Linked DNA regions of Homo sapiens: all the other regions are linked to region 1. Evidence: read pairs that join two places in POLR2A ChIA-PET (ENCODE). Cell type or tissue: GM12878. All regions are shown on one strand.

Region 1 (2,500 bases):
ATTGTGCACTTTATTATTATTACATTGTAATACATCATGAAATAATTATACAACTCACCATAATGTAGAATCAATGGGAGCCTTGAGCTTGTTATCCTGCAACTAGATGGTCCCATCTGGGGGTGATGGGAGACAGCAACAGATCATCAGGCATTAGATTCTCATAAGGAGTGCACAACATATATCCCTTGTATACACAGTTCACAGTAGGGTTTGTGCTCCTATGAGAATCTAATGCCACTGCTGATCTGACAGGAGATGGAGCTCAAGTGGTAATGTGAGCGATGGGGAGCTACTGTAAGTACAGGTGAAGCTTCTCTCCTTCACCCACCACTCATCTCCTGCTGACTGGTATTAGTCCATGGCTTGGGGGTTGGGCACCCTAATCTATATAATAGCACATGTATAGCTCATACGAATTAGATATTTACTGTATGCCAGACATTCAGCTAAGCATTTTACTTGTATTGTCTCTTTTAATACTCACTCCTGCTTCACAATATAGGTATATTAATATCCCCATGTTAAAGAAGAAAGGGAGCCCCAAAGAGATTAAGTGATTTAAACCCAAATGTGATTTATTTCAAATCCCCTCTTATTCACACTCATAGGCTGCTTTAGTTTACTCATGAACTTCCACTTTCTTCTTAAGGAAAAAATATCCTCAGTGGTGTGTGATTTGGGAAGGACATAATTGACTCAATAGCTTATGTTTCTTCTTTTCCCCCTTATCTTTCTTAGACCACCTCGAGATTTAGACTCCAAGGCTTGCATTTCTATTGGAAATCAGGTAAGAAAAAATCATGTCTGCCACCTAATACGTTGGCCATTTTATATGTATGCTTTCTGACTGAAAAATTTATTTTCCCTAGCATGCTGTCAGGGGATGAGTCAAAAAAAGTTTGCATTTAAAGGGAAGTGGTATGCAAAGTTTTTGCTATTTTGAAAGAATGTTGAATTGAAATCAGGCTATTGTGGTTTTGATGGAAGGTATTTGAATAGAGTAGATGGTTCTCTTGGGAGGGCATTTCTCAAAGCTCAGACATAATCTAGTTGCCATCAGTCAATAGTGGGTTACAGACACAATGAAGGGTCATGGCTAAAGAACTTCAGTGAAATAGCTTCAACTGAGACATTGGCAAGCTGAGTCCAAGTTGGGTTTCTGTGTTGCCTGGGACAAGCAGGTGGGCTACCGTGGGAGCTCCTAGACATCTCTTGGCCCTTCTTGTAGCTTCTTGCTTTCAGAGGCTGCTTTGACATGCTAGAAAATCTTCTGGCCCAGAAATAATCCTTAGAACATTGAGAGAAACGAGATAGAGGATAATGTGCTCTCTGTTCTGTTTATTTTTCTCTTTCCCATTGCATTATTCCTTTTCTCTCTTGCAGAACTTTGAGGTGAAGGCAGATGACCTGGAGCCTATAATGGAACTGGGACGAGGTGCGTACGGGGTGGTGGAGAAGATGCGGCACGTGCCCAGCGGGCAGATCATGGCAGTGAAGGTAGAGTTGACATTCTCCCAAATGTTTTATATCTGCTGTGTATACATTTGTCCACCTCAATTGTCAACCAGCCCTTTTAATAGAAGCAAAACCATCTTCCGTAGGGTAAAACAGAAAAGATTATTTGCAGGGAACAGTATTTTCCTCCAAAGGTATGGAAAAGTCTTCCTTGGTGTGAGTTGTATCTACTTTTTATTTGTTTTTTTAACTCTTAACTCTCCCTCCACCCATTCTTCTACCATTTTTAATTTTTACAAAACTACCATGTCATCATCACACTTAAAAATAATTAATGGCCCAGGTGTGGTGGCTCACGCCTGTAATCCTAGCAGTTTGGGAGGCCAAGGCGGGTGGATCACGAGGTCAGGAGTTCGAGACCAGCCTGGCCAACATAGTGAAACCTCGTCTCTACTAAAAATACAAAAAATTAGCCAGGCATGGTGGCACACACCTGTAGTCGCAGCTACTTGGGAGGTTGAGGCAGGAGAATCACTTGAACCCGGGAGGTGGAGGTTGTGGTGAGCCGAGATCGTGCCACTGCACTCCGGCCTGGACAACAGAGTGAGACTCCATCTCAAATAATATTAATAATAATAATAATAATAATGATACTTCCTTCATCTAATCCGGAGTCCAAATGAAAATTTCCTTGATCATCTCAAAGTGTGTGTGTTTGTTTTGTCCTGTTGGATTTTCAAATCAGCATCCCAATGAAAGTTTACGTATTGCATTTGGCTGTTATGACTCATAGATCTCTTTTATTCTATATTTTGTTGCTTTTAAAGAATTGCCTCTGAAAATCAAGAAACCAGAATTGGGAGAGAAAATTGTCTCCATTTGTGGAAAAAGGAGGGTAAAATATATCTAGAGTAAATTTGCATAGTTTTTGAGCTATGAAAGGAAATTTAAAATCATTTCATATTATTGAGTAGGTGTTTGGAGGATCATAAAGAATTAACATCTCTAGCTGAGTTAATAGATTGGGGCTATTGTTAGGAAT
Region 2 (2,500 bases), 130 kb before region 1:
AAAAGGCATCTAGTCATGAATGTAACAAAGTATTGATTAAGCAATTATACATTTAGAAGAATTTATAGAGCCAATCAGCCTTAAGATTACAACTAGGGAAGGCTGGGTGTGGTGGCTCACACCTGTAATCCCAGCACTTTGGGAGGCCGAGGTGGGTGGATCACCAGGTCAGGAGATGGAGACCATCCTGGCTAATATGGTGAAACCCCGTCTCTAGTAAAAATACAAAAATTAGCCAGGCGTGGTGGCACTTTCCTATAGTCCCAGCTACTTGGGAGGCTGAGACAGGAGAATTGATTGAACCTGGGAGGCGGAGGTTGCAGTGAGCCGAGATTGTGCCACTGCACTCCAGCCTGGGTGACAGAGCGAGACTCTGTCTCAAAAAAAAAAAAGGTTACAACTAGGGTTTTACTGGGAACTTCACTCACTTTCCTTCTTTCTTTCCTACTTTTTTATTGCATAAAAATGACATAACATAAAATTTACCACCTTAACCATTTTTAAGTATACGTTATAGTAGTGTTAACTATATGCACATTGTTGTACAACGCATGTCTAGAAGTTTTTTGTCTTGCAAAACCAAAACTCTATACTCATCGAACAATTCCCCTTTTTTCCTATGCCTAGTCTCTGTAAACTACCATTATACTTCTGATTTCTATGAATTTGACTGCTTTAGATACCTCATATAAGTGAAATCATACTGTATTTGTCTTTTTGTGACTGGTTTATTTCACTTAATGTCCTCACAGTTCATTCATGTTGAGATATGTGACAGGATTTCATTCCTTTTTAAAGCTGAATCGAATCCCAATTGTATGTATATACATTTTCTTTATCTACTCATCTCTAGATGGACATTTAGGTTGCTTCCACCTCTTGGCTATCCGGAGTAATGCGGCAATGAATATGGGCGTGCAAATATCTCTTTAACATCTGTTTTCAATTCTTTTGAATATATACCCAGGAGTGGGATTGCTGAATCATATGGCAATTCTATTTTTAATTTTTGAAGGAAACCCCACACTGTTTTCCATAGTGCCTACACCCTTTTACATTCTCATCAACAGTAGACAAGAGATCCAATTGGTCTACGTCATCACTAACAATTATTATTTTCTGTTTATTTTTTTTTGTAGCGGCCATCCTAATAGGTGTGAGGTGGTATCTCATTGTGGTTTTGTTTTGCATCACTTAATTGTGGTTTTGTTTTGCATCAGCTATCTTTTCTTTTGCCAGAGGCTCAGTTCAGCTACAACATCATTGGTTCTGATAGCTTCTTGGATTCTCAAAGTATATAGAAAAGGGGGCTAAGGGTAACTTTAAGCAAAATGATTGCCATGATCGCCACACCTCTAAATAGAGTGATCTGTAATTGGTTTTACAATCAAAGTTTTTCCTATCAGTGACAAGTGGGTAAAGCTCTCAGGAAGAATAAGATCATCAAGTCAGATGGCCAAACTCATTCCTTTTTTTTTTTTTTTTTTGAGACAGAGTCTCACTCTGTCGCCCAGTCTGGAGTGCAATGGTGCGATCTTGGCTCACTGCAACTTCTGCCTCCTGGGTTCAAATGGTTCTCTTGCCTCAGCCTCCTGAGTAGCTGGGATTACAGGCATATACCACCACGCCTGGCTAATTTTTGTATTTTTAGTAGAGATGGGGTTTCACCATGTTGGCCAGGCTGGTCATAAACTCCTGACCTCAGGTGATCTGCCTGCCACCTCAGCTCCCCAAAGTGCTGGGATTACAGGCATGAGCCACCATGCCTGGTGCCCAAACTCATTCTTATCCCCACTTCATCTTCCCTGCAAAGCAGAATGAACAAATGGGTGTGTGAATGAACAAGTAAGTGAATACATGAATGAATAAATAAATGAAAACACCTTTAACATTGGTAGCAGAACTCAAGAGACTGACTACCAGATCTCTGAAACTATCCTTTTCTTCTTTATCTGCCCGGACCATCTGTGAAGTTATAACTGAAACCTCACAATAGCTGACCTCAAAGCTCTCTTTTAGTCTCAGTTTAGGTCCTTGTATTTTTTTTTTTTTTTTTTTTTTTGAGACGGAGTCTTGCCCTGTCGCCCAGGCTGGAGTGCAGTGGCGCAATCTCAGCTCACTGCAACCTCCGCCTCCCAGGTTCAAGCAATTCTCCTGCCTCAGTCTCCTGAGTAGCTGGGATTACAGGCGCCCGCCACCACACCCAGCTAATTTTTGTATTTTTAGTAGAGACGGGGTTTCACCATGTTGGCCAGGCTAGTCTCAAACTTCTGACCTCAGGTGATCCACCCGCTTCAGCCTCCCAAAGTGCTGGGATTACCGGTGTGAGCCACCACGCCCGGCCAGCTCCTCGTATTTTTATTCCCCTCTCCTTTCTTTTCTCCAACCAAATTTAGTCATTGAATAAGACAACTCCAACAGTTGGATATACCTGATTGAACATGGTAGTCCGTTAGCTGCTGGAATCTGAGATTGGCATGCCAGCTAACTATTAGCTATA
Region 3 (2,500 bases), 180 kb before region 1:
TGATACTAGCTTTCGATATTTGTACCTTGAACATTTCCATCACAGTTATTCTCTTTCTTCATTAATCTGTCCATTCATTCTGTAAATATTTGTGAATTACCTATTACATGTCAGGTACTATCCTAAGCCTTTGGGATAGAACAGTGGATGAAACAGACATGGCTCTAGCTGTTTAGGATTATTGATTGCAATGAGGGCTATAAAATGGGAAGTGACAAAGAAGTGTGGTCAGTAGCATCATGGGAATAGTGGTCCATAGAAGGACATTGGTGATTCATCTAATACAGACCTGGGGTGTCAAGGAACATTGTTTAGAGGAAGACATATCTAAAGATTTGAAGGCTAAGTAGGAGTTAGGCAAAGTGGAAGCAGAGAAAATTCCAAAAGAATAGTTACCTTCGCCGGGCACAGTGGCTCATGCCTGTAATCCCAGCACTTTGGGAGGCCAAGGCGGGCGGATCACCTGAGGTCGGGAGGTTGAGACCAGCCTGACCAACATGGAGAAACCCCGTCTCTACCAAAAATACAAAATTAGCTGGGTGTGGTGGCGCATGCCTGTAATCCCACTTACTCAAGAGGCTGAGGCTGGAGAATTGCTTGAAACTGGGAGGTGGAGGTTGCGGTGAGCCGAGATTGAGCCGTTACACACCAGCCTGGGCAACAAGAGCAAAACTCCATCTCAAAAAAAAAAAAAAAGAAATAGTTACCTTCAGTATTTCTGCCTCTTCGTCATTTACATTGACTTTCTTTTTCTCTCTCTCTCTCTTTAAACTCAAGTAGATCCTTCTTTAAGTTTTATTCCCAAAATATAATTTGATATTAACTTCTTGTAAAATTTTCAAACATTTCATATTTAATAAGCTCTTTATAACCCATGTTTGTCTGATCTCACATTCTTTTAATCCAATAATCAAGCAATGTTTGATTAAAGGGTACTTTATTTCCCTATTCAAGTAGAACATGGCCTTCTGTTATTAGCTAATTATAATATAAATAAAATTCAAAATAAACAAGCAAATGTTTCCTGTATAATTTCATTCTTGTGGTTGCTTTCCTTTGCCACTAGATGGTACTTGTATGCCTGAGAGACCAAAATGCTGATTCCGTTTACCTTCCTGGAAACTGTAAAACTAACCAATCAGAGGATCAGGTCATTGAGAAGAAGAAACTTGCCCAACCTAAGATGTAAGTGATCCCGGTTTTTAAATTTATCCTTAAAAATTAACCCAACATTATCTTTTCTCTTTAGATAAATATGACAGTAAAACATTTTAAATTAAATTAGCTTTAATTTTTGCCCATTTTTTACCAACCCCCATACCCCTTTTTTTTTTTTACATTTCTTTACTTTTACTTTCTAATGATACTGCTTTTCTAACATCCTAACCTGGAAAATTGGATTACTTGTTCCTTATTGGAGGCCCTCCACCCTCCAAGCTCCTTGTCTAAGCTAATGCTTTTCTTTCTACTTTGAAAAGCCACTACCTCCCTTCTGACCCCTCCCTCATAGTTTTTATTTTCAGAAATCCTAGTCATTCTTCAAGGCACATTTCAACTAGTACCACTATCATGAAGTTTTTCCTGTTACTATTACTTGAAAATGCCTTCTTCTGATTCCTTTTCCATTCTTCTAACAATTTTAGTAATTTGTTTGATAATACGTGTAATGTATTATTCTAAAGAGCTATATGCATCTCCATAGCAATTAGGCTTCCTGCATTGTGATTATTTATGAAATTTACTTAATCTCTGTACTATACAATGTTTGCCTCTTGAGTGCAGAGACTGTCTTAGTAGTCTATATATCCTGAAATATTTTACATATTATTATTTATTGAATTGGGTTTAATGTTAATATCCATAAGACTATTGCAAAAAACTCTAAGAATAACAAAATAATACGGTGATTCTTAATGGTAGTCTCATGTGTGAGTTGGATGAAATTCATTAGCAAAACCTGTGGAATCAAATCATCTTTTCCCCATTTTCCCTTTTTTCCCATGGCATGAGACTCCTGCCTTCTCCAAATATATAGAAATAATGAATAGAGTATGAGTATTTTAAAATATAAAGCTGAGTTTAAAACAGAGACAGCAAAGGCTTCAGATACCAGAATTGAAGAAGAAATTCAAAGTCACAATAATAAGGTCCAGGAGCTGAGGTTTAACCCCATTTGGGACTAAAAGATGTGGTCCTAAAGCCACTTATGAGGATCTGGAACTAACATTCCTACATAAACTAGAACCCTAAAGAGGTTTTCACTTTTTGAAGCCTTAGAAGTCTAGGATGAGTAGGGGTGAGAGTAATGGTTCCTGTGAATATTGAAAGCCTCTGCCAATGGAAATCTAATTTTACCTTATCATTTGAAAAGAGAATCCTAAGAAAGAGCCAGGCCCTATAGAAGCAAATATAAAATCCTTGATGAGGACATATACACAACTCAGGAAACAAAAGAATCCCACAGAATAAATGGCTTTCAGTAAAGGTGAGCTCTCAATAA

Evidence for each region. ChIA-PET counts read pairs that join two places held together with the same protein. Peaks named below come from ENCODE experiments on the same cell type or tissue, not always from the same donor. Only the 100,000 strongest peaks of a DNase experiment are listed, where the experiment ranks them.
Region 2: POLR2A ChIA-PET joins it to region 1 with 5 read pairs; 4 of 35 experiments call an interaction of 5 or more read pairs at or near these places.
Region 3: POLR2A ChIA-PET joins it to region 1 with 6 read pairs; 10 of 35 experiments call an interaction of 5 or more read pairs at or near these places.

Annotation. Positions count from the first base shown.
Region 1 is chr17:69,516,114-69,518,613 of GRCh38, forward strand. MAP2K6 (mitogen-activated protein kinase kinase 6) reads left to right here. Exons shown (of 12, transcript NM_002758.4): 3 at 742-790; 4 at 1,387-1,500. Among named protein-coding and RNA genes, the nearest start is that of MAP2K6-AS1, 32 kb to the left of the region's middle. In GM12878, no CTCF peak of the experiment used is centred here; a DNase peak (open chromatin) is centred at 968; H3K4me3 peaks cover 1,732 bases; H3K27ac peaks cover 2,500 bases.
Region 2 is chr17:69,388,055-69,390,554 of GRCh38, forward strand. No RefSeq gene overlaps it. Among named protein-coding and RNA genes, the nearest start is that of MAP2K6, 25 kb to the right of the region's middle. In GM12878, no CTCF peak of the experiment used is centred here; no DNase peak of the experiment used is centred here.
Region 3 is chr17:69,334,142-69,336,641 of GRCh38, forward strand. It overlaps LOC105371878 (a long non-coding RNA gene), which reads left to right. Exons shown (of 4, transcript XR_934949.2): 2 at 1,067-1,185. Among named protein-coding and RNA genes, the nearest start is that of ABCA5, 8.3 kb to the left of the region's middle. In GM12878, a CTCF peak has its summit at 1,072 (motif pointing right); a DNase peak (open chromatin) is centred at 1,120.